Regions from separate parts of the Mus musculus genome. Here region 1 is linked to region 2. The links are chromatin contacts, found by Hi-C or POLR2A ChIA-PET in ENCODE. All regions are on one chromosome and are shown on one strand. The core of a region is the stretch at or near the end of the contact, and the rest is flanking DNA. Distances in the headings are between cores, read along the strand shown. Region 1 holds the start of Pon2 (paraoxonase 2). Region 2 holds the start of Pon3 (paraoxonase 3).

Evidence for each region. A loop is a pair of places that touch in the nucleus more often than their neighbours do. ChIA-PET counts read pairs that join two places held with the same protein, here RNA polymerase II (POLR2A).
Region 1: a loop to region 2 is called in a map of gastrocnemius, with 5 times the contacts of the local background. The contact joins the promoter of Pon2 here to the promoter of Pon3 in region 2. A Hi-C loop is called at or near these places in 9 of 37 maps with a recorded cell type or tissue (T-helper 1 cell, adrenal gland, gastrocnemius and 2 more). POLR2A ChIA-PET finds 5 or more read pairs at or near these places in 2 of 5 experiments (Patski and embryonic stem cell).

Annotation. Positions count from the first base shown.
Region 1 is chr6:5,297,022-5,299,721 of GRCm38, forward strand. Pon2 (paraoxonase 2) reads right to left here and starts at 1,319. Exons shown (of 9, transcript NM_183308.3): 1 at 1,191-1,319. The coding sequence starts at 1,264.
Region 2 is chr6:5,254,839-5,257,538 of GRCm38, forward strand. Pon3 (paraoxonase 3) reads right to left here and starts at 1,395. Exons shown (of 9, transcript NM_173006.2): 1 at 1,315-1,395. The coding sequence starts at 1,388.

The DNA of each region.
Region 1 (2,700 bases), core at 69-2,568, 42 kb after region 2:
GAGGAGAGAAGAGAAGAGAAGAGAAGAGAAGAGAAGAGAAGAGAAGAGAAGAGAAGAGAAGAGAAGGAAATCTGACTGTCATGCTGGCGTGTGCCTATAATAGCAGAAGTCAGGAGACCAAAGAATCCTGAGTTTTGAGACCAGACTGAGCTTCAAAACAGAGGATACACAGTGAGACTTCGTCTCAAAACCAAGAATTCATTTAAAATTTAGAAAAGCACCCAAAACCCAAGGCCGATGCCCTATCAGAACCAACTGAATTAGAATGTTTCACATGGTGCTACTTGGACGTCAAGACTCCGGGAGATCCCAATATCCAGGCCCCGTTGCTGTGCCCTTCGGGCTTATTTGTACAATGCAAGACTCATAGCAGTTTGCTGCTAAACAACCAATGAGTGCCGGCGCTTCCCTTTTGCCTATTAGAGAGAGGCCCAGTGTGAAGCACACCCTTCAGACTTGCCCGCCTTCCTCATCTGAGTCTACGTTGCCTCCCAGAACGCCTACAGAAGACTGTCTTTTCTCTTTAACCCTATAAGGAGCTGAGTACTACTGTTCCGGAACACTTTTGCAAGAAGTTTATAAAGTTTGAATTGGTAACTTGAAAGTATGATGTCTACCCAGAACAAACAATCGCTCGCTCTGCTTCTGGGACTCTGGTCAATAAATAAGGAAATGATGTAAGAACAGTAGCTGTCTCTCTCAAGCGTCTTTGATCTCCAGCGCCAAGACGGAAACCCTGAAGTTTCACCAACTATTAATGCTGGGGAGGGATGGGTTCCGGCTGAGCAGAACAGCACCAGTGACCTAAAATGAAGCTGTATAATTAGAGCGTCCACGCATGAGTAATGGTTTTGTTTTCAAATTAAAGCACTGGGTTTGCCCTTGGGGAATTTGCAAAGCTCTCTCTTGTCAGCCTAGGCAGAGGAACCTCGGCACCAGCAAGCGCTGGAAAACTTTTTCCCAAAGTGTCTAGGTCTTGGTGGAAGTGGACTGGGTCGGTTAAACGGAGCACCGGTAGCTATCCGAAGTTCTTCCTTCCATCCGGTCCCCCCCCCCCCCCGAACTAAACAAGCTCTCTCTCCAGTTACCTCCCCCCCTCTCACCCCCTCCCACCCGCCGCGCGAGCGCCCCAATCAGCTCGGCGGTCCCAGCCTAGGGACTCCCGACCCGGGACCCTCGGCAGCACCTACCTGAGCGCTAGGAACCGCTCGCCCAGCAGCGCCAGCCCGATGCCCAGCAAACTCAGAGCCACCATCCGGCCCATGGTGCGGGACCGGCCCGCCGTCTGGCTCGGGCCTGACCGAGCAGCTCCGGACGCTGGGCCAGCTCCCCGCCCCGAGCGCGGAGCCGCGCCCGATCCCCGCCCCGAGCGCCGGCTCTGCAGCCCAGGCTCCGCCCGGCGCCTCGTCCTCGGAGCACATCCGCACATGCCCGCGTGGGAACCCAACTGAACTTGATTCCTTTCACAAACACCCCGCCAAGCCTCCGATCCTCGCGCAGCTGCACCTGCTCAGCTCCCTGAAAACTTTAGGGTGGCCTCTGCGGAGTTCCCTTAATTTAGTTAAGTTTGGGCTTGCTTTTTGCTGTTTTGGCCTGGTGTTTGAGGATACTTTCCCCCTCTGTTGTGTATAATTTTGGCTTTGAGAAGCTAGGAAACAAACTCAGGACTTTGTTCATATTAGGCTAGTACTGAGCCATATCTACAGTCATACACTAGTTTTGTTATTACACATACGTGTGTATAACATTTCTATATTTAAATATAAAATATATTTAGATAGTAATTATTAAACAACACAGAAAGTATATTATATATATATATGAAATCTATTAAAATTGTACTTTTAAATGTTCTTATTGTTTTGAACATAAGGTCTCATGTGGTCCAGGCTGGTAGGGAACTTCTGATCTGTCTACCTCCATATGCCAAGTTCTTGGGCCACTCAAGGCCCTGCCTAGAGTAATATGTTTTGCCTTAGTTCTTTATTTCATATGCATGGTTGTTTTGCTTGCATGTAAGTATATGCACCACATTCATGCCTGGTATCCACATAGGTCAGAAAAGGGTGCCCACTACACCAGGAAATACAGCCAGTGTTCTTAGTGCTGAGACATCTCTCTCGTTCAGACATTTTAAATATTCCTTTCCTTTTTTTTCTTCTTTTAGATGGGAAAAAAGTGGTTCTGGACAGGTCTTATATAAGAAGTTAGAGTTGGAATTACATCCTTTTATATTAAGATTTATAGCCAGGTGTGGTGACGCACACCTTTAATCCCTGCACTTGGGAGGCAGAGGCGGGTGGATTTCTGAGTTTGAGGCCAGCTTGGTCTACAGAGTGAGTTCCAGAACAGCCAGGGCTACACAAAGAAACCCTGTCTCGAAAAAAAAAAAACCAAAAAAAAAAAAAAAGATTTTAGACTAAAACACCACAAACTCGGGACTCACTGGAGTACTAATCAATTTTCTCTTCTTTCTCCCTTTTCATTTTAATACTTATTGATATACACTTATAAAAATATAAAGAGGGAGGGCACTCGTTGAGATTGCGACAGCTACTGGGTATAACTTGAAATCAGTTCCTAATTGTTCCCAGTGCTTAATTCCCACCTGCAATGTTTGCAGAAGCTACACAGTCAGTTCCCGGGGACCATCCTTTTCTGACAGTGTTTTGTTATTGCAGCTCGAGGTGACCTCAGATT
Region 2 (2,700 bases), core at 145-2,644:
TATAAGACCCCACTTAATGCTAGGCAGAACCGAACACTATTCTTCATTTAAAGGAACAAAACAGCATTACAAAAAACAAACAAACAGCATTACATCATATTCTTAACTATTACCTAATATGAATCTGTACTTACCCATTTCATATTTTCTTGTTTTCTTTGGACCTCCTTCCTCCAGTAGGGAGAAAAAAATTCCAAATTTCTCTGAGGTCTCCAAGGAGCTGAACTGATAACTTTAGCTCTAACTTCCTCATTTCAACTAAGCTTATGCTGACTTATCTTAGCAAAGGTACCTTATGGACCTGACACTACTAAAGGCATTAGTTAGCCAAAGTGCTTTTCAGCACAGCGCTCTTACCTTGCACTGAAATAGACTTCTAAATACTAGGTAGAAATTAAAATATTAATTGAACTGTATTCAAGAAGACTGAAGGTAGATTTATCTTTTGATCATTTATAAAAATTATCCTTTAGAGGTATGGTTTTAACACTTGGGGGTGAGGGTGGGGAGGCAAGTGTTAGTCTTCCTAGCTGTACCACTCTTAAATTTACTATTTGAAGATTCTGCCATTTGTTGTTTGGGGAGCAGGCGGGACAACGAGCCCTCTCAAGCTGGACTAGAAAGCGTTGCCAACAGACATCAGTGTCTGAACAGATTGCAGCAGCGAACCTCTGAGACTAGTCACTCCTCAGAGAAAGAATAAAAACAACTAGATGACAAGCAGAGGCCTTAGCCCCAAGTAGCAATAAGGGGAGGGAGGAGAAGAACCCACCTTTAAAAAAAAAAATCTTTCAGATCAAACTGAGTTTGCTTGAGACAGTAATTCCGGGAGGGTTTCCCTGCCGGATCTTCTACTTCAAAAAGTCAACTACCCTTCAAGTCAGTTCCTGTCCGCGGGGTTCAGCTCTCTTCCCTGTTTCCTGGCTCATCTTCCAATGTGGCATGGGTTCTGGAACGGCCCGCACTTTCAGTGTCTGAGTCAGCTATAAACACCCAGCTGCTAGTCTGATCCCCTCCCCCAAGTCCAACACTTCCAAATGACTTGGTCTTTCACAAAGGCAATGTAGCAGAAGACCTGGAAAAGGTACCCAACCTTCAGAAATCAAACGTGGGCTTTCCTACCCTGGCAGCCTAGAAAGGCACGCAGCTGTCCCCTTTGCTAGTGAACGAGTCTCAAGGAGAAGGTCACTAAGAACTGAGGTTCCAAAACTGCTCCTTTCCGGAAGGAAACGCTAGGAAGTTGGAAGCAGGAGTTCCCTGATGTGGACTAGAAAGGAAAGAGCTGAAGCCATCTCCATGGAGATGCCCACTCACCTAAAATTCAGCAGCCTTTCCCCTATTAAGGCCAGACAGGCTCCCAGCAAGGTCAGCGCCACAAGCTTCCCCATGGTGTCTGGGTGCCTTAGGCAAAAAGCAGGAAGACTGGTGCCGCTCTGGGGCGCGGACTCAGGGTCCCGCCCACTGATCAGTCCCTTGTGCCCCGCCTGCCTGCACCTCCTGGCAGTTGTGCTGATCCTTTCTAGCAGTCTTGGGAGTTTTGCTCTCTCCTGCGCCAAGGCTCAAAGCCACCTCCACATGGAGGGCTCAAAGCCACTTGTCTACTTGAGTTTCAAGGGGATTTTTGTTCTTCTGATTCAAGTCCACCTTTATTAGCGATGGTTCAAGGCCACTTTAATGTGCAGATTCTAAGGCTGGCTCTCCAGGCAAGCGGTCCAAGAACATATTTCTGCCTAGGCTAAGGTCAGCTAAACTCTGGACCATTCAGGTTTGAACTCACAAGCTGGAATCCTCACGGTGTGGAAAATTTGTTTCTTAAAGTCACAGAACTCAATTAACCTCAGCTTCTCCAGTGGAGTGATGTGAGAGAGCTGCCTGGGAAGCCAGAGTTCATAGACTAAAGCTTCAGAGTTCTGGCAGGCTGCATGTAAGAGGAGAAATTGCTCCATATACACCCTGAAGAAGAAAATCCTGAAAGACGAGCCCTTTGGCTCATCCTTCTCGAGGAACCAGAGCTCTGAACTTTGGCTCAGAACTTCCTGGTGCCTTCATGGTGGTAGACAAGTCCATCTGTCTGGCAATCTGGAAGATGAGCAGAATGTAATAATATTAATAATAATAATGATAATAACATCAACAACAATATATCGTTTTTATGGGAGAGTCTTACTCTTCTGTGAATTTCAGGTCTTTCCAATGAAGAGCAAACTTTCCTTTCAGATAAACAATACTGTTGGAGAGACTGAAGATGGCCAGACACTTGAGTTTAGGGAACATCGCACCTTCAAGGATCATCTCTTTTTAGTTACTAATAGGAGGTAGCAGCAGCAGAATTCAGTTTAAAAAGAGAGCTTTTTTTTGAAATAGGTAGATTTTATAGGACTAAGGTGTAGCGTCCGCTCTTGACCAGCAAGAACAACACGACCACCAGTCCTTCTAACAACAGTTTATTCAGCAAACTTCCGTCTTCATCTCTCTCACTTCAACTTTCTCTCTCATCTTTTTTCCTTCTCTGACCCAGGCCTCTCACTCTTATATACTCTCAGCCCTCATCCACTCACAGCAGGCCACGTCACCTCACCAGGCACGCAGCTTCAGCTAATCAGGGCAGCAGGGGCATGTCTCCACCAAAATGGATTCGCCAGTATCCTGGTGCACCTGCGCAGCTCTCATGATGGTTGTGGCTTATTTTCAGATGTATGA